2 separate regions of the Homo sapiens genome follow, and region 2 is linked to region 1. A link is a loop called in an ENCODE intact Hi-C map of the cell type or tissue named here. Cell type or tissue: IMR-90. All regions are shown on one strand. Each heading gives the region's core, and the rest is flanking DNA. Links, peaks and the distances in the headings are about the cores only.

What was found. A loop is a pair of places that touch in the nucleus more often than their neighbours do. Peaks named below come from ENCODE experiments on the same cell type or tissue, not always from the same donor. Only the 100,000 strongest peaks of a DNase experiment are listed, where the experiment ranks them.
Region 2: a loop joins it to region 1, with 1.9 times the contacts of the local background. A loop is called at or near these places in 1 of 110 quality-filtered maps.

What each region holds. Positions count from the first base shown.
Region 1 is chr9:84,149,789-84,160,277 of GRCh38, forward strand. No RefSeq gene overlaps it. Among named protein-coding and RNA genes, the nearest start is that of SLC28A3-AS1, 120 kb to the right of the region's middle. RefSeq lists an enhancer at 1,368-2,304. In IMR-90, for the core only: no CTCF peak of the experiment used is centred there; DNase peaks (open chromatin) are centred at 4,243 and 4,723; H3K27ac peaks cover 186 bases.
Region 2 is chr9:84,100,281-84,110,769 of GRCh38, forward strand. No RefSeq gene overlaps it. Among named protein-coding and RNA genes, the nearest start is that of RMI1, 120 kb to the left of the region's middle. In IMR-90, for the core only: no CTCF peak of the experiment used is centred there; no DNase peak of the experiment used is centred there; H3K27me3 peaks cover 1,152 bases.

The DNA.
Region 1 (10,489 bases), core at 1,996-6,995:
AACAATATCTTTTGCAGAAACATGGATGCAACTGGAGGACATTATCCTAAGTGAAATAACTCAGAAATAGTCAAATTCTTCACATTCTCACGTGTAAGTGGGAGCTAAACGTTGAGTGCACATACATGTACAGAGTAGAATAATAGACACTGGGGACTACAAAATGTGGAAGGGCAGGGGAGAGGTGAAGTTTGAAAAATTACCTGAGAGGTAATCATCCAGACTTCAAAAAGCCCAGACTTCATCACTACACAATATATGCATGTAAGAAACCTATACTTGTGGCTGGGCGCGGTGGCTCACACCTGTAATCCCAGCACTCTGGGAGGCTGAGGTGGGCGGATCACCTGAGGTCAGGAGTTCGAGACCAGCCTGGCCAACAAGGTGAAACCCCATCTCTACTAAAAATACAAAAATTAGCCAGGCATGGTGGCGTGTGCCTGTAATCTCAGCCATTCGGGAGGCTGAGGCAGGAGAATTGCTTGAACCTGGGAGGCAGAGGCTGCAGTGACCTGAGATCACGCCACTCTACTCCAGCCTGGGTAACAGAGTGAGACTCTATCTCAAAAAACAAAACAAAACAAAAAAGAGAAATCTATAATTTTATCCCTTAAATAGATAAAAATAAAAAATAAACTTAAAAAAAGACACAATAATAGAATAATGGAAGCTGGCAAGTCTTTGACTAAGCCACCCATATTTGTGTAGACTTGAGGAAATCCCTGGGTGCCAACTCAAGCTTTGGTGAGACCATGTCTTCTTTCATTATTGTAACTGTAAAACTGAAGGCCCTTGCACACTTCTCGGAAGGCAACCATCCTTTTTTGTTGTGTTTTGTGGTGTTCATCTTGTTTTTTAGGTGCTGGAAAGAGATGAGAGGTAGGGAAGAATGTGAGCAGGGCCTTGAGCACTGGCTGCTGAGGGACCTATGTGGTGGCTGAGGCTGTCATTTCCAAACAAGCCCCTGGGCTCAAAGGCTGCCAATAATGCCTATGAGCCATGGTGTGTTTCTGGTAGAGAACCTGTAAACTCAATATTCCATCTTCAGATGTTAATCCAAATTGCCTTTTGTGATTCCAGTTTGTTCTTTGGTGAGTTTGGAAGGGCAGCCAGTTTTTCCAGGGATTCCTGGGAACCCCAGTTTAAGCTGACTTTAGAGGCTCCAAATTGCTTTAAAAGCATACATGAAGGCCACACGCCCCACTACCTTGTGATCCCTCTCCCTTTCTCATTCTCCTACCTTCCCCCACAGCTTATGAAGTTGTTAGGATATGGAAAATGCGTCTAGTGACATCTCAAATATAGAAGTCATCTGTCCTGGAGGCTCAAAACTTGCCTGTTAACTGCTGCTGGCAAAAAAAAAATCTTCACTGGATATTTTTTTTCTTTTAAAAGAATGATCATAAATTAAATAACTCACATAAAGATAAAAACATCTGAAATGTATTTGCCACCAAAGACAGGCAGCTTTCCTTAAAGGGAATTGAGTGTTGGAAATAAAGATTTGTAAAGTCAGAAGAGAACCGAAAGTCCATAGGTAGCCAGGACTCAACAAAATGCAATGGGTTTTCCTTTTCTACAGGTTCGAAGACGGCAACGCTGCATTTCTTTGTTCTTTGTGGCTCCTCATTGTCTTGTTAATCTGGACACGCAATGGCCTTCAGGAACTGGTGGGGAGCTCACTGGTCTCTAAGTTCTTCTTAACACAAAAGGACAATATTTAAAAGGCCACCCCTCTCAAAGCCATCTCTAACAGGATTTCTGCCAATATCTGTCTCTTTCAAACAGTAAGGAGACTTAAAAACAGCAACAGCACCTCCCTAAGCCTCCCTCAGCCCTTTCTTTACAAGTTCTTTCCTTTAATGAAGGGAAATTGGCATACTATATTGTGTCAGAGTTGGCGCTTGCATAGATACAAATGGGAAGCAAAGAGCTCCTGGCTGCCCTGGTGCCAGGTGTTCGCTAATTGTAAAACTGAATAATGGATAATAACCCATCTTAGTGTGTTTATCAATGCAGTTCGCTCTCTACGATGCAGAAGAGGTCACTGGAGACAATGTGTAGGCCTCTCATCTCTCCTATTCATTAACGAGGCACTGCTGGCTGGAATACAGGCTCCATTACCTAGATGCAACAATGATGGGGCCCTGCATCAAATTGTAATTAGGTTTGATCAGGGCTAGGGTACAGTTGCTATAATCAGAATCACTCAGAATTCATTTTATACTTGTGAAAGGATATGAGGTGAGATTGATTTAATGGTAACCAAAGCAACCCCCTTTTCTATAACTCTCTGAGCTTATAAAAAAGCAAAAAGAGAAAGGGAAAAATGGAGGGCAAAGGAAAACAGAGATGAGCATTTTAGTTCTATTAATTTTATTGTAACTAGTTAGGAGAAAATGTGTTACAATAAGAGCAAATATGTGATAGCAAGGTGATCACTGGGTCCTAGAAACTGCTGTGGGTCTCATTACATGCCTACAGCACATCCTGGGATACTTAATTTCCTCTCCCTTTTTGTCCATTTCGTATGTGTTTGGAAACATCCTGATTAGAGCAAGAATTTCAATTTGCAGGAAGAAGAGGAGGAAATTCAAGCTGAGTAATATTTCCTTTCTCTAGTAAGAATCAGTTATTCAGCCTTTTACCTTTGGCCCTTTGTATATATCTCAGAACCAATGACCACTGGTTTCTATGAGAGCAAATAGAAGGTTTTGGAGACCTGTTTGTGAAATGGTTTAAGAAGTTACAGAGATGTGGGTGGTGTGGTAAAGGGACCATATCTAATTCCTCATTACTGAGTGGTTATTAAATTTTTTCAGGTTAGCCAGTTGCTGTTCTGGAACTAGAATCTCACCTTAAGGTTTGAAATAATTGGTGAAATGCGTGAATATGCATACATTTCCATTTATGTACACCATGCAGATATTGGTACACCTGATTTGCTCTATTTATGTGTATTTGATCTCTAATATTTAGATGCCATAAATTAAATATTTTTTCTTTCTCTCCCCCCCAGGAAGATTTAAAAGTATATATATATATATATATATATATATATATATAATATATACTAATATTTATATATAAATATATATATCATATCAGCTTCTAGAGTAGAAGTATCACAGTCATTTTGAGGATAAGATACTTTAAAAATATGTAGGTAATGACTTAACAGGGAGAGGCTTTTTTTTTCTTACATACATCTCAGGTTATTTTGTGGATAAGCAAATGACATAAAAGTATTTTGAGTCATTTAACTGAGTAGGAAGTATTGAAACAAAGTATATCTCTTCCAGATTTTAAAAAAGAAACACTCTAGCTCTTTTTTTGTTTTTTGCTTGGACACAACCTCTTGGCTACTCAAATAGTGAAACTATACATACATCTTTTTTTCTTACATACATCTCAGGTTATTTTGTGGATAAGCAAATGACATAAAAATATGAGTCATTTAACTGAGTAGGATGTATTGAAACAAAGTATATCTCTTCCAGATTTTAAAAAAGAAACACTCTAGCTCTTTTTTTGTTTTTTGCTTGGACACAACCTCTTGGCTACTCAAATAGTGAAACTATACTCAACTAAGAAAAGTTATAGAGGTAATATTGGCACATATTATTGCATATCTGACTACCTAGAAATTTCATGTGTAAATTTAGATTTTATGTCACATGTTAATTAGGATGTCTGAGATTTGATTAAAGCATCAAATTTAGCTAAAATTGATTTTACCTCTTTTGGAGCTGGAGATTTTACAAAACTTTAAAAATAGACTTCAAATTTATTGCTTTGCTGTTTTTCTTTTTCTTCTTGTTTGTTTCAGTCAAAGACAATGTGAGTAAATGAATGTGAAGTTGTGGAGATGGAATTAAGACAGTTAGGAAGTGGAAGGGTGACTCTAACGGCAATCTTCATGCTGTAGTTTTATAGATTTTCTTGACTTTTCTCCCATTATTCTAGTATATAAAGAGTATATGGAAGAAACAGTGGGGACATTAAAGTTTAAATGGACTCAGATAGATGTACATCTCATGTTGTATTTTGAAAAATAGTGACCAAGGTATGTGTGCTGAAAGGCATAGCCGGCCTGATACTGCTGGCCTTAGAAAAGCCTGTTTGCAAAGTTGGTCCTTGGCTGGTGTCTGGGAACTGGGTTAGTAAAAACTTCCCTACACTGATGCAAAACTTTCCTTAAATGATAAGATTGACTTACTATACAAACAATGTGGTTTATGCTGGATACCTGCCTTCCTTCTGGGAACATGAAATGTCAGGGATTGCAGTTAGTCATATGGGTCCTATGTGCCTGTGTGACCAATCTTTGATAAAAACTCTGTTCTTTTAGGCTCAGGTATGTGTTCCTGGTAGACAGTGCATGCCACAGGGTATTGCTGGAAGAAATAAGCATGTCCTGTGCAATGCCACCAGGAGACGGTTCTTGGAAGCTTGTTCCTGGTTTCCTCCAGACTTCATCCATTAGCCTTTTCCCTTTGCTGATTTTGCTGTAATAAATCTTAGCCATGAGTACAAATATATGCTGAGTCCTGTGAGTCCTAAAGGACTGGTGTCCTTGGCTTTATTCAATAAAATAATAAGATCATAAGCAAGTCATTGAACTTGGGGGTGGCCTAGGGAACCCTGACACAGTAAGAATGTAGGTTTTGAGTTGTTCAGTTATTAACTCTGTCCACATCCCCCAAAACAGATGACTCAGTAAAATACTGAAAATTCTTATGCCCAGTGTTGTTGCTCAATTTGGAGAGGAAGGATTCGGCTGAAGGCTCTGAACAAGCAGACCAGGGGGATTTATACATGCCAGGCTCTCTAAAGGACTAAGAGCAGGTGTGAATATCTGTGTCTGTGTGTGGCTGGGGAGGTGCTTCGAAAACCGTAAGTGAGGTTCTATCCTCTAACCTCTTCTAGGACCCCCTCACCCAACTATTAAATACCAAGCTCCCAAATCACAAATAGCTTATGTTCCCTCTTTGGATTGGAAGAATAGGACTTGCTACTGAGGAGAGATATGTCAGTGAAATGGGGAACATCAGGAACAGGGGCTGATTCTCTCTGACAGAGTCTAGGTTCTAACGCTTCGTGTCAAACCGGAAATCCATCTGAAGCAGAAGGATATTCCCCTATGGAAATAGAACATGTCCCCACTTAGGTGGAGCAAGGCCTGGGACTGTATATCAAATCAAATGTTGGAAGAGAGAAAATAATTCAGATCCCCCCCAAAAAAGCTGCACATAGATCCAGCTGGCCATTCACCTCCACTCCCAGGAGAGCAGGTAACGGAAACATGGACACAGTCTCCTCAAACTCTAGCTCAGAGGTGAACACAATGTGGTCTCCAATACAATGGGAAGAGAGCTGATAAGAATTTACCCACACCACATCAGAGCAAGCCCTGGGCAAACATACCACGCTCCCCCCAAAATAAGAGAGGATGAAAGGAATATAACATTGAACACCCAGAGAATCGAGTCTGTAAGAAACCATAGCTCACGGAATAGAGAGATTTATTCAATAAAAGAGCTTAATAAGATCACAAATTCAACAAAACAAGAACTCAGAAATGAGATGCTGGGACATTAGAACAGGAAGAAGAAGAAGTGATGGAAAACCTAAAGAAAGAAACTGAAGAACAAATCAATACCATTATAGACCTGACACTTACATCTGATGTATCAGGGAATAGAACAGACACGGCAATAAACTGAATTACCGACAGAGAAAGGGCCTGAAATAATCACAATGCTTGCAGAGGAAAACAAGAGTGAAACATTTAAGAGAAATTAGATACATATTGAAGGCAGACAAAGATAATCAAACATTTAAGAATAATTGGTGGACTTAGAGGACACAGCCCAACAAATGAAGTGTGCAGACTCTTCAAAGACATAAGAGGAAGAAAGTTTCCTGAACAAGGTTCAAAGAAAAATGGCTACAGAGTGGCTGACACTGAACTATGTCTTAGTTAAGTTGTCTGCTTCAAGGATGGAGAATAAATTGCTCATGGATCCAGGTAGAAAATGCAAGTCATTTACAAGGAAGAGAAAAATCAGGCCAGAGATGTTTCCACAGCAACACTGCATTCCAGAAAAAAATCTGTTGTAATGTCTAAGAAAGAATTGTGAACCCCCAAAATGTTATACTGAGGCAAGTTATCATTCAAGTGTAATGGCCAAAGATTTTTTCAGAGACAGAAGAACTGAATTCTACTTGAAAAAGTATGTGACGATGAAATCTAGCCATGGAAGATGTAAATATGGGAACCCAGCAAAAGAACAGCCATAGCGAAGGGCCTGGTGAACTTGGAATCCATTTAATCACAGAATGACATTAAACAAATATGGGAATTATGGTTATAAAGATGGATGTAAATGTTATAATCTTGATCATAGAGAAATAGTCTGAAAAAAATGAGAAATGGGAAGTGTAAGAGTAATCACTTTTTTCAACACTCATTGCTGAGGCAATTGATATTTTCTATGGGATTCACTTTTATTTAAAAAAAAATGAAGCGTCTGATGTTTTGGGTCTTTTTGTATTTTTTCTCTTTAAGCTTTTAGTAAATAATTTTCCTGTGGCTAAAAAAATCCCCTTCAGTTTTAATTTAATTTTTTCTGATTAACTGAAGAAAATTTTAAGTTAATATTTTAAATAAATAGCATCTAGGCTGGGTGTGGTGGCTCACACTTGTAATCTCAGCACGTTGGGAGACTGAGGTGGGTGAATCGTTTGAGGCCAGGAGTTCAAGACCAGCCTGGAAAACATGGTGAAACCCCGTCTCTACTAAAAATACAAAAATTAGCCGGGTGTGGTGGCATGTGCTTGTATTCCCAGCTTCTTGGGAGGCTGAGGCACAAGAATCACTTGAACCCACCAGGTGAAGGTTGCAGTGAGCCTCGAGATCATGCCACTGTACTTCAGCCTGGGTGGTAGTGTGAGACTCTGTCTCCAAAAATAAATAAATAAAATAAATAAATAAATAAATGGCATTTCTATTATGACTTCATTTGTGTGAAATTATGTCCATTTAGGCATTCATACATTCTTCTACTAATACACAAACACACACACACACACACACACACAGAATAATACTCACCAAATGTTAGTTTTTTCTGAATGGTAAGTTTTTTTGTTGACTTTTTAAAAACTCATCTTACTTGAATTTATTACAATGAGCAGATTTCTTTATTATCAAACACTTAAGACATTAAAAACATTATGGAGAATAATTTGATGAATTCCTGTGTATCCACTACCCAACTTAAGGAAACACATGCATTACAAAAAAAACCTTTGGAGTTTATTATTTTTGTATGTGTGTATGTCTTTTTTTTATGGAGTAACTTTTCTTCTGAAATAAGTTTCTTCTCAATTTCCTTCCTTTTGTAAAGAGTCTTAGAGTTAGATTAACAGAATAAAGGTAATAAGAAATGAAAAAGCTTTATTCTCTGCTAGTGGGAGGATTAGAATAAAAAGGAGAAAACTCCTGTATTCTGACAGCAGCAGAGGAAAACCTTTGGAATGGGTTCTTTTGGTTGATCCTAAATTCAGATGCTTGTCCTCACTGATTGTAAATGATCCAGGGTTAGAGTTTATGGTCAAGTGAAAGAACACAGGACATATCTGAAACATTAAGTCTTCATGGCTAACATGGCATTTCCAAAGTAAAAGGCTCAGTTAATTTCTCTTTCTTTCTTGGCCCTCTTCCTTATGGCAGCAAAGAGGGCTATAGGACAAGATATGGTGCTGTTTGTCATTCTCTGGCATTTACTGAAAAGTTGGCCATCCTAGACTTGGGACGCCTTTCTGTGTTCTGAATATCATGTACACAATTCCAGGTCTGGACTTGAAATTTGTTGGTGAGCTTTTGGTTACCTGTTCAGTTCACCTGTTTGTTTCTGGAGCACCCTCTGAGTAGATAATCCTATTACCATTTCTTTTAGCAAATTGAGAGACATGAGTTCAAGTAGATATATAAATAGTAGCTCTCCTCTCATGAACTCACCCAAACATCTATTTGTTTGTTCACTCAGCAAATATTTACAATCCAGAATGGAAAGTGAAGACCTGGAAAAAGCATGTTTCATTTAATCAAGACGTGAGAATTAGAATCTCATTTTAAAAAATTATCATCCTCTGAAAGGACTGGACTTTTTTTTATATCATTTAAAAAATTTCATCCAACAAACACTTTACCAGTTCTCACTGATATTCTGGAGGTGAGGTACCCTACTGATTTCTCTGTCTAGATTCAACCAGAAGTGGAATCCTTGTGTCTGGGCAGTTTCCTTGTATAACCTCAGATTACAGTTGTGCCCTTGCCTGGCGGTAGTGTCATACAAAGGGGCATAGCTGTGGGAGCACTTTGCCTCAGGTACAGACAATGAGCAGGCACATGGTTTATGAAGAACTTAAAAGCAATACAAAATCAACTAAAATTTGGTCTGCTTTTTATTATTACCATATGCTGGCAATTATAAACAATGTCAAAGATAACATACTCCTACATACACAAACACACACAATTTGTTGCACTAAGTTCTAAACAATTGCAGCAGTTAATGTTGAATGAGGGAGCCATACGCTTATCCATTGTGGGGCAGATATATTTACAACTTTAACTACTTTTGAGTAAAAGCATTTGTATAGGAAAATGCCCATTTTTGGTGGGAAAGCTTGTTGCCCACGCTTAACCACAGAAAATAGATTTCTATTCAATTCTATTAAAAGGTAGGCTGAGGAGTCCTTTACAGAGATTCATTTCACACATCACAGAATTTTTATTTGCACTTTAAACAGTGAAATGGAGTGGTGAACTGTGAGGTGTAATGTTTTTGTTTGACAAATGCAAATTTTATTTCATACATGAAATATTTTATGGAATTTTAAATATAGTATCTTTAAAATTAAAATATCTTTAATTTTAAAAGATATCTTTAAAGTTAAAAAAATTTTTAAAAGTTAAAACTAAATAGCCCACTCCAGAAAATAGTGATTATTACAGAAAATAATCTTATATAGAGGCAGAGGCTGTTAAAAAATGATCTAACTGGTGTCCAGTTCACAAGAGAAGCCACTGCCTGGTAGTTTCGTTTAATACTTTGGTGGTCAGACTTCTACCTAATGGAGAGTGTGGCTCTTACATAATTGGCTGCAGTTTTTTTTCTATTTTCTGCCCTTCTTCTCTTAGATATTTTTATACTGCGTCACGAGATAAAGAGAAATGCATTATATTTTCAAGGTCTTTTATTTAATCCCACTTCTGAGTGAATGAAAATTGCTGCAGAACGCCCATGACAGCAATTTACATCTTTTCCAAGTTTATTATTCACTTAATTATGGACAGGGGTAAAATAAAAGAACGGTGCCAGGAAAAGAACCATTTCAAATCTTTTCATGCCTGGTTTGGATGAAGCTTGGAATGTTTGTGCCGAACTTATAAGTTCACTTTAGAAACCAAACCAAGCAAAGGATGTTGATTCCAAAGGCAAAGTGATGTTGAGAGGTGCTCAGGAGAGAGAGGAACCTGGGCATGGGGTAGCAGTGGGACACACACACCTCCCTTCCTCTAACCTACACGTCTGCAAAGAAAACCCAAGAGCTAAAGGAAAACCGCCATCTCTACCCCAAGACAGCCTCAAGATAAGCAGACTTTGGTGACAAAAGGGCATGAAGCCATTGTTAAAATAGAATCCCACCTGTGCAAAAAACACAGGAGTAGCTCCACTTTCAGGACTGTCAACAAAAGAAGAACACATTTCACCATAAGGACAAAAAGATTCCTCAGCACATGGTCAGATGAGTAAAATTCCATTCTATGCATAAAACACGAAGAAATTTACCAGCACCATTGTGCATTTTGAAGATTAAAAGTTGTTGGTGGGGTGGAGGGAACACATGTATTCACAGAGTTTAAAAATAAATGTAGTGGAAGCTCTTTTCTCTGAGCCACTGGGACCAATAAATGAAAAAAGCTGGTTCAATTTGGCTGTCATGGAATGATCTATACTTGCCTTAAATAGGTTAACATAAAATGCATACATGAATGGCAATTTACCAGTCTTTTGATGTAAGACCAAGGCTTTTGCTTTGAATTCGGATCTGTGGATTGGAAATTCCCCTATATTTTCTATAATTTCCTGGCTTTGTTTCTTTACAATAGGGTGTTTAAAGACACTAAGAAAACAGACTGAATGCAGACTCTTACTAGATCCCTGTGAATTCTTCTAATTTAAAAAATAGCAATTTAATTTTTTAAGGCATCCGATTTAGTTTATGTGAGAACTTTTTCCTTTTGCACCAATTTTCATGAGTTTACATATATTTTAAAATTTGGTTACATAATTACAATAGTACTGGCATAAATAGGTCCATATGACCAATCCTTGGTAAATGTAAAACTCAATTGGCTGGAGCCACGTAGATTCAGTGTGCTGTGGGCACCCGTCAGGATGTTTTTCTAAGAAAA
Region 2 (10,489 bases), core at 2,295-7,294, 49 kb before region 1:
AAAAACAAAAATAAAAATACTTATTTTGGAGAGAAAACTCACCTCTTTTAGATGAATATTGATTGCACAATGGGTTACTAGGCAATATCTTCAGATAATGTCATGTCTTTTTTGGTGTAGAGGTTTAAATTCTAGGCCTCCGTTTCAAAAGAAGCCCTTTTAACCTTTGTAAAAAAAATAAATGGAACTCCACTGGAGAAGCCTCCCCTTTTGCGGTCTCTCTCTCCCCCTTCCCCTTCATGATGCTCATGAGCAGGCTTATGCCTGCAAGACAGGAAGAGACAGCTTGCTTCTGCTTTGATTCGAGTTTACTCTTCATTACCCATTCTCAGTTCTCCTCTCATTACTGGTGCCAAATATATTACTAACATTCAAACAAAGCTTCCTACCTCTTGCAGGTTAAGAGGGTTAAGTGCACATTGTGTATATGGTGCATATGAGACTGCCTGGACCACAGCATCCTAGTGCTTTAGTCCTCTGCTTCCACCTAGAAGGGCCTCATTAGAAGACTGAAGGGCAAGTATTCAAGAAGAGAGCAAGGATCAGGGAGGGACTCTGCAGTGCGATGCTTTATATAGACATAGGGCTCTCGGGTAGCCTCCTCCCTGTCAATGTGGAAGGAGGACTGCCGAGAGGATTTTTACGTGGTTGTGCTGCTACTGTCTAGTTAGACCTGAATGGTGGCTTCCAGGCTTTCCCTGTCTTTAAGGGTTGTTTATATATTACGCATTTAGTTCCAAGTCACAGACTCTCAGGATGTTGGTTCCCTGATTGCAAAGATGAGAATGTTGGCTTAATGGATAATTTTCTCAGGTTCCTTCCAGTCCTAACATTTGAAATCATCTTGCAAACCTTCTCCATTCATGTATCAGGCATATTCCAGAAAACATAAAGTTTGGATAATCAGGAATGTAAAGAAGGTTCCAAATCCATCTGGAACACAACAGTACATTTTTTCTTTAAAATTCTCTTCTTAAGCCTGTGTACACATGGAGTTCAAATTTTATTTGCACCAAGTTAGGCCGGCCCAAAGACCTGGTTAGCTCTCACTAAACATTTCAGACACAAGCATCTCCCAGGGCAAGGATGTTCTGTGCATATTCATAAACAAAACCAGCTTCCCACATTAAGAAATGATGGTTCATTATCATATTCTTGTTCAAATGTTTGGTTTGCTGAGAAGTTTGGGATTATAGAAGGATTCAGGGGAAAATGTGCAAAATATAAAATGAAGATTTTGTGCCATTTATCTTCTAAGAGAGACTACAGCTAACTTGTATTTGTTTTGTAGGTTTCTCCTCCTCCTCTTCCTTCTCCTCCTCTTTTTCCTCCTCCTCTTTCTTTCTTCTTTCTTCTATTTTTTTTTTTTTTTTTCCAGAAAGTACCTCTGGCAGCAAATGCTTAGGCACCTGTACAGGTCAGAACTTTGGCACGGTATTTGCCTAGGGAATGAACTCTCTCCCCCGCCCCCTATTAAAGGTTTATTTTGTATTTCTCTTGGGTTAATACAAACATTAAAATAGATATTAAAATTATTGTCTAGCTCCTCTTTGAACACTCATCTCATCGGAATGAAGCTAGGTGGGGAGACAGGGGCAGGCAGTCGATTCGACATTAAGGTTGACCACAGAGCACAAAAGTGCACAGGACAAATTGAAAGTGTCTTTTGGCTAGTAAATCTGTAAACCTAAATAGGAGGCGCTTTTAACTGGAAAACTGGTGATATTCACTTTAGCTCCCCCCGCCCCTGTGCCGGGCACCAGGCAGGGGCTCTGTCAGCCGCGCAGGATGAGAAGGACGTTCTGTGAGCGTCCCATTGTCCCTGGGAACCACTGGGATTGTGCTGTGCAGTTTCCAGTTCGCAGGAAAAGATGACATCTTGAGTCGCCTAGTTAGAGCTTCTGTTTTCCTGCCATTTCCAAGTCCAGCTGCCTGTTCTGCCTGGGAATGAGTGCAGGTTTCTGTGGGAGACCCCCGGGGCTGGCGCTTTCCACTGGGATGTTTACCCCAGCTCAGAAAGAGACCTGCCACCGGGACGCCATTCACGAGGGGATCCCTTGTGCTTCCCCCCCGACCCCCTTTGTTTTTTCTTCTTTTAATGTTGCGGACAGTGAGGAGGGAAAGAAGGAGGGAGAAGTGTCACCTTCCCCCGGGGCTCGTGGCCGCGGGAGCGCGATCTGCGAGAGGCCAGGCCTGAGCGCAATTCCGCGGGAGCAGGTGGAAGAGTCGGGCGCCTGGACAGCGGTGCCAGTCCCCTTTCATAGGTTAAAAAAAAAAAAAAAAAAGCTTTTATATATTGAAGATGACAGAGGGTGGGGTTGGGGTTGGGGGGGCTGGGAGGAAGAAGAAAGGGCTTGTTTAGGAAGCTGCGACAACCTGAGATTTAATGGATAAACGGTCTGTGTGCCTTTTTGGAAGGCGGATTCCGAGCTCTCTTCCCCTTTTTGTTCCGTTTACACTTCCAATTTTGGACTTCTTTGTGTAGTTTTACAAGAGGGATATCTCTTTTAAAAAAAAAAAGCACAACAAATTCCACACACAAAATATAAGTACAAATCAGCTCTCTGCATGAGTGGGTCTCCATCTCTTGCTTAACCAACAGCTGATGGAAAATATTCCGGGGGGCAGTGGGGAGAGCTGACAATGCAAAAATAAAAATAATATAAATAAAAACCAATATAGTATAACAACTATTCGCATAGCATTACACTGTATTATGTATATAAGTAATCTAAAGATGATTTCAAGTATACGGGAGCATGCGCATACTTTCTCATTTTATATAAGGAACTTGAGCATCACTTTTTGGTATTGGGGGTAGGTCCTAGAACCTATTCCCCCCTGTTTCCAAGGCAAGACTTTGTATAAATTGCGTGACATATTAAATGTAATTTTAAAAACCTGGTAACATTTTCCGAGTTCCACAATGGCAGCATTTTCAGGATTTTAGCCTAACCTTTAACCTAACAAAATACTATGATACTTCTTGGAGGTAGTTTTATTTTTAAATAATTTCCTTTTTCCATTTGGTAAGAAACATCTTGGTGTTTATGAATAAACTTAATGCTAAGGAGAGAGAATTCTGGTGTGCTCATGTTCTCACTTATAAGTGGGAACTAAAGAGTGGGTACTTATGGACATAAAGATGGCAACGATAGACACTGGGGAGGGGGAGGGAGGCAGGGGTGAAAAAGTATCAGGTGCTATGCTCAGTACCTGGGTGACGGGGTCAATTGTATCCCAAACCTCAGCATCACACAATATACCCAGGTAACAGCCCTGCACATGTACCCCTGAATCTAAAATAAAAGTTGAAATTATAAAAATAAAAAAAAATAATTCTGGTGTATTTAAAGTAGTATCACACCATTCTATCATACACCTGGAACCAGGTAATATTTATATATGTACATGTGTATCTGTGTACACACATATATAAATATATATGAGTAAATAACCTTAGAATTCTAGAATATTAGGGCTAACTGAATCCTTTGTACCCAATGAACAGCCCCACTTACTCACTTGACAGAAGAGCTGATCTCACAATACAATTCTTTGTCTTCTTTTCAAGTAGTGCATTTCTGTTCTGTCTGCATTGGAGTGTTTTCTAAGAATTATGTCACACCAGATCACTTTCATGACATGCCAGAAGCATATAATGTTTAGGCAATTTCAACTCATGCTTTTTAAGCATTTAGAATTAATTTTTACTTCTGCATTTCTGTTTTCCAAAGAAACACATACATGAATCCTGGATTCAGAATTTGCTTATGGACAGTGTTAACCAAACAGGGGCAAGTGAGTGCTCTTGTTTAACGGTTCTTTCATTCCTGTTATTTCCCTGTGTCCATAGAAAGGAGACACTGGAGTCAGGATCTTTCTAGTGATTTATGAGACATTTTAGAATGTATGGGTTTGTAATGGTTGTGGGAAGGGGCTATTTACTGAGGAGAAAGCCACAGTGAGTGAAAGCACTTTCTCAGAAGGTTTCTCATTTCTCTGCAGCTGCTGAGCAAGTGCCAATGTCCATTTCTGCTTTAGACTCTGGGGACCATGAAGAGCTCTTTTGGGAAGAGCCTCTTAGGGCACACACTAATCATGTTTCTCAGGTCTTACAGAGATGTGGTGCTGCAGAGATTTACACACATGTGAGGGAAAATGGTAAACACTAAACATTCCTAAGTAGGGTTACATTTTAAAATACTGTCATTTTCTTTACCTTTTAATATCAGTGGATAAAGCTGTTCTATTTTCAAATACAACATCCTCCCTTTCCTGTCCAACTCCTGTTAACTGGCTATGGGTGTTTATAGGAATAACAAAGGCACAGCTTATTGAGAATCTGTTCCGTTCCAGGCCCAGGGTTAGGTACTTCACATGCATTATTTCACTTAGTATTAACTACAATCCTCTGAGGTAGGTATTCTGTTTTACGAATGAGCAAACTGAGGCTCAGAGATGTAAAATAAGTTGCCCAATATCACACAGTAATAAGAAACAGAATTGAGGGTGACATTTAAGTCTATCTGACTCTAGAAACTGAGTTCTTTTTTTTTTTTTTTTTGAGATGGAGTCTCGCTCTGTCGCCCAAGCTGGAGTGCAGTGGCACAATCTCGGCTCACTACAAGCTCCGCCTCCCAGGTTCACGCCATTCTCCTGCCTCAGCCTCCCGAGTAGCTGGGATTACAGGCGCCCGCCACCATGCCCGGCTAATTTTTTGCATTTTTAATAGAGACGGAGTTTCAGCGTGTTAGCCAGGATGGTCTCCATCTCCTGACCTCATGATCTGCCTTCCTCAGCCTCCCAAAGTGCTGGGATTACAGGCGTGAGCCACCGCGCCTGGCCTTCGAAACTGAGTTCTTAATCTTTGTGAAATCATTTGATTCCACAGAATTTTAGTTTTCATTTATCTGGTCAAATTAGAGCAATAGCTTTTAGTTCTCCACTGTTGATATGGCTTGGCTGTGTCCCCACCCAAATCTCATCTTGAACTGTAGTTCCCATAATCCCCATGTGTCTGTCATGGGAGGGACCTCATGGGAGGTAATTGAATCATGGGGGTGATTACCCTCATGTTGTTCGTGTGATAGTGAGTGAGTTCTCACAAGACCTGATAATTTTATAAGGGGCTTTCCCTCACCTTTGCTCAGCATTTCTCTCTCCTGCTGCCATGTGAAGAAGGATGTGTTTGCTTCTGCTTCTGCCATGATTGTAAGTTTCCTAAGGCCTCCCTAGCCATGCGGAACTGGGTCAATTAAACCTCTTCCCTTTATAAATTACTCAGTCTCTGGCAGTTCTCTATAGCAGTGTGAGAACAGACTAATACAACTGTATTCTTTTTTTTTTTTTTTTTCTTGAGATGGAGTCTTACTGTTGTCGCCCAGGCTGGAGGGCAATGGTGCGATCTCGGCTCACTGCAACATCCACCTCCTGGGTTCAAGCTATTCTCCTGCCTCAGTCTTCCAAGTAGCTGGGATTACAGGCGCCCACCACCATTCCCAGCTAATTTTTTGTATTTTTAGTAGAGATGGGGTTTCACCATGTTGGCCAGGCTGATCTCGAACTCCTGACCTCAGGTGATCCACCTGCCTTGGCCTCCCAAACTGCTGGGATTACAGGCGTGAGCCACTGCACCCAGCCATACAACTGTGTTCTAACATGATTTCTTTATTTTTATATAGCTCTAACATTTGAGGAAAATCAATTTAATTCCATAATAATAATAGACATTTTTTCAGTATTTAGTTTCTAAAGCTCTGTCCTGCACTTGTTCTTGCTAATTCTAACATTCATCTTGCAAGGCAGGCAGTGTATGGAAAATATCCCTAGACCACCAGCATCAGATGCAGAATTCCTTGGTGTGCCGATTTAAAATGCCGACTTCTGCATCCCCCGTGTACTAGGATTAGAATCTGGGCAGTCAGATGGGACCCAAGAAGCTGCCTTTTAAGAAGCCGTCACACATATGAATGAGTTAGAAAACAATTCCATGAATTTTGGAATCAAAACCTTGATTTCTATACCATTTTTAGCTCTTTTTAATTGTATGACCATAGGCAAGCTGTTTATAGAGTTGTGGTGAAGATTAAATTAGATAGTGTGCATAAAAACAGTAATGTTTAAGAGTATGAGTGATGCTGAAAGCTAATGCTTTTTTAGCACTATGTGCCAGACATTGTATAAACTTTGCATGTATAAACTTATTGAAGCTTCACAGCAACCATGTAAGAGAAGTCCCAATTTACAGAAGAGAAGGCTGGAGCACAGAGATTAAGCTGAGCCAGGATTTGGTATCAGGGAGTCTGACCTCAGGGTTGCATTCTTCAACTCTGTACCCAGCTCTCTTTCATAGTAGGTACCAGTTGATTGTTAATTCCCTTTGGACCATGTGATAAAAACAACAGCAACAAAAACTGATAAGAATACTGGGTGGAAAACAGTTAGAGTATTTTCCTTCTGACCTAGAATATGTAATCACTATATGGTAAGTTTCTCTTTGAGATTATTCATTCAGTCCAGTATCAGATGTATGCATTTGATAAGACACAGGGGAGATCTGTTTGCATTATCCAATGGCTTGCTATGTGCAGAGCTACTCAAAATGTAATTCTTGGACTTGGAGCCTCGGGATCATCTGGAAGCTTGTTAGAAAGGCAAATTCCTGGACCCCTCCTCAGATCAATAAATCAGAATCTCTGGGCATGGGGTCCAGCAACCTGTTTAAACAAGCTCTGTAGGTGATATTGATGTACTCTGCGGTTGAGAACCACCGGTTTAGAGCATGGAGCGAGAAATTTGTTTTAAGGGTTTATAAAAGCAGCAAAAACGTTGACATGTCTTCACTTCCTGGTGATTTATCTAGAATTATGGTTGATCTTCTTGGGAAAGAGAGTGTTCATTTAGAGGCTTCTCTATTCCAGGCACTGCTAGGTGTTGGATATTCAACTATAAATAAGACATGGTGCTGGTGCCAATGAGGCTGCAGTCTAATGAGAGGGAAAGACAGGCACATCAAACTAGAACACAGTGCATGCAGTGCCATGACGGAGCATGCACAAAGCACCACAGCTTGGCTCTCACTGGAGCTGAGATCAAGCAGAAAGGCTGTCAGCAAGGTGAGACCTAAGTGGTGCCTTGAAGTATACAGGTTTTCCCTAGATGGAGAAGATGGCAACAGAAGCTTATTGAAAAACTCAGCCTCACTTCATTTAAGAGTAGAGTAGCAACAGTCATGACGACTTTGTCCTCAAAGCAATATCCAGTAGGGGAATTACTTATTAGTGGCTACAGATAATTCTACACATGTATGTGGAATCTAGGCATAGGAGGTAGGGGGTATTTCAGAGCATAGAGGAGACGTACCAAATAGTGGTTTAGGTCAAATGAGGGAAGAGTTCCTGGAGGAGGAAATCAGATGGGTGTAAATCACAGAGATAAAAAGGTTTTCCAGACAGAAGGGGCAGCTGAGCCCAAAAACAGTATGTAAAGGTCAGTGCTTATAAACTTTTGGAAAGTGATGGCACTTGAAAAAAAGGTAGGATTTACGAGGTACCCTGGGATAAGTGGACAGCTTTTCAAAGCCGGAGGCAGCCCAGGCCATTGAGTTGGAGGCAGCTCAATAGTTTTTGAGGCTTCAATCCATTTGGTGGGACACAGGTTGGTGTACTCTGGTTTAGGGGAGCATTAATTGCTCTCAATAACTGCAGCATACAGGAAGAGGCTAAAAATGTGGTTTGGAGAGTGGCATAGGTGGCAGACATCATCTCCTGAGGAATTATTTTAATGTATAAAATGAGATCAACTGCCATTTCAAATCAAATGAAAAAAGTTTATGCAGCCAGTATTTCCTACAAAGTATTGTAAAACAGCTGGCCTCTTCTCTAGAAGGGCCTTTGGGTGTGTCTTGCCCCTTTGGGTGTGTCAAGGAAAGAGGTTTTCCTGCCACCTTGGGTGCAGAAAGGAGGTTGTGTGTTGTTGCAATCAGAAGGTGAGAATCTGATTGAACAAGTGCCAGAAATCGTTGTTTTTGAATGGTGACAGCACCACTATTCATTTTCTTCTGTGTGGGATGAGAAATGTCAAGCCCTGCTCCATTGAAAACACCTTTAATTACGCTCATTTGGGCTTTTTTCTTAACAACCACACTTTCTGGGAAATAGATTTGGTACAGTTTAAATGTAACTCTTATCTAAAAGTTTTTTCACATGAACCATGAAGCTTAAGTTGTTTATCCATTTTCCTCTATATGTCTACTTTCTTAGAATCAATTTTAGCCAGGGTATACAGGGACTAAAGTTATTTGTGCACATGGAAGCACAGCCTCCATCTCCTCAAAAAAGAAAACTGGAGCTTTGGCCCTTGGACAATTTCCTCTGCCTGTCTTTCCCTCCTGGGCCTTATTTTACAATCTGAGCAGAAAGAGCAGAAGCAACAGGTAAGACCATAAGATTCATACTGGAAAAGGTAAAAGCAAACATACAAACAAAAGCCCCAACTATTGGAAAAAGAAAAAAGAACATATCTGGAAGTGGATAGAGTTGGAGATGAAATGCTGCTTGGGAATATCCAAGAAGTTTTTGTTTGGGATTTGAGAACTGCCATTTGTGGGGAAGACAAGACAAAAATGGAGAGAACAGATTTTAAAGATGTTTTGCTGCCTGAGGTCAGGAGATCGAGACCATCCTGGCTAACACAGTGAAACCCTGTCTCTACTAAAAATACAAAAAATTAGCCGGGCGTGGTGGCGGGCACCTGTAGTCCCAGCTACTCGGGAGGCTGAGGCAGGAGAATGGCGTGAACCTGGGAGGTGGAGCTTGCAGTGAGCTGAGATCATGCCATTGCACTCCAGCCTGGGCAACAGAGTGAGACTCTGTCTCAAAAAAAGAAAAAAATTCACTCTCCTCCTCCTGGGACCTTTAGTCTTTATACATATATGTAAACACACATATACACGTGTGTGTATATATATGTGTATCTATATACACATATATATGTGTGTGTATATATGTATGTATATGTGTGTATAGATCCCTGGCACCTGTGAATCCTTTAGCCTTTGAGTTTAAAAACTCATGAAGATTTTAGTGCTTTTTCAAAATTTGCTTTCTTTTTTTTTAAAAATGGTTGGTGTTTCTGGGAATGTGACTCCATGACACACTCCACTACACAGAGCTGGAGTGTTGGCGGATTGTACGAGCATACTTTTATTTGAGCTTTAGTAAAGGCTGCATTTAATCAGTCTTTTAGAATTCAGTATGATTTTTGGCTTTCCACCGTGAGATCACTGGTGAGGTTTAAAGGAGGTGTTTGTGCAAAAGAGGAGAGAGAAAAGACATCATCTAGGAGTTTGTAGTAAAGACGTTTCTATAGAGGCATGGTTTCCTGAGAGTGGTGAAATAAATGAGGGGGGATGCTTCCAGAATAACTTTAATTTCTTGAGATCAAGGTAGTGTATACAATGGTAGAGGAAAATTTTATGTATTCCTTTTTTTCTATTTTAAACCAGAAGCTGGTATCAGCAGAAATTTCTTCTGAGAATTCAGAGCAAAATCTTCCTGTTGTGAAGTTAAGTTTGGGTGAGAAAGGGTGAGAGTGCTGAACAGAGAGTATGTATGTATCAGTAAGCCTTTTTTTCTTTCTAAACTGGTCATAAAATACATATAACATAAGATGTAACGCTCTGGGAGGCTGAGGCAGGAGAATCGCTTGAACCCAGGAGGAGGAGGTTGCAGTGAGTCGAGATTGCGCCACTGCATTCCAGCCTGGATAATAGAGTGAGACTCTGCCGCAAAAAAAAAAAAAAAAAGAAAGTACCACCCTAACCATTTCTAAGTGTACAATCCACTGGTGTTAAGCACATTCACATCATTGTGCAACCAATCTCTGTAATTTCTAAGTCACATTGCAAAGGGTGTGGATATAGGGAGGGGTGAAGAATTATGGCCATTTTTGCAGTCTACCACAGGATGTTAGAATTTTAGTTGGAGTAGTAGAGGTGAGAAGTTTACCAGAAAAGTATTTGAGTTTCTGTAACAAGATGATTGGTTTTGTATGTCAGTACAAATATTCCAGAACCCTTTGATGTGTTGAAAGTAAGACTTAAGAGGCTATGAATAAATTTTTCTTGGAATGTTTATCAGATAACTTTGGTGTTTAACCATTAAAAATGCCAAAGATTAATTTTTAAAATAACTTAATTTTGGAATAATTTTAGATTTACAGAAAAGTTGCAAGCATAGTATAGAGTCCCCAATATCTTTTACCCAGCCTCCTCCAATGTTAACATCTTATTACCTTAGTACATGTGTCCAAACTAAGAAACTAACATTGGCACCTTACTATTAACTAAATGCTAGACTTTATTTGGATTTCACCAGTTTTTCCATTAATGTTCTTTTTCTGCTCCAGGATATAGTAGGATACCATATTGCATTCTGCCAACTCTTAATTTTAACTGTGAAAAATTCTCAAACTGAAAACTGTTAAA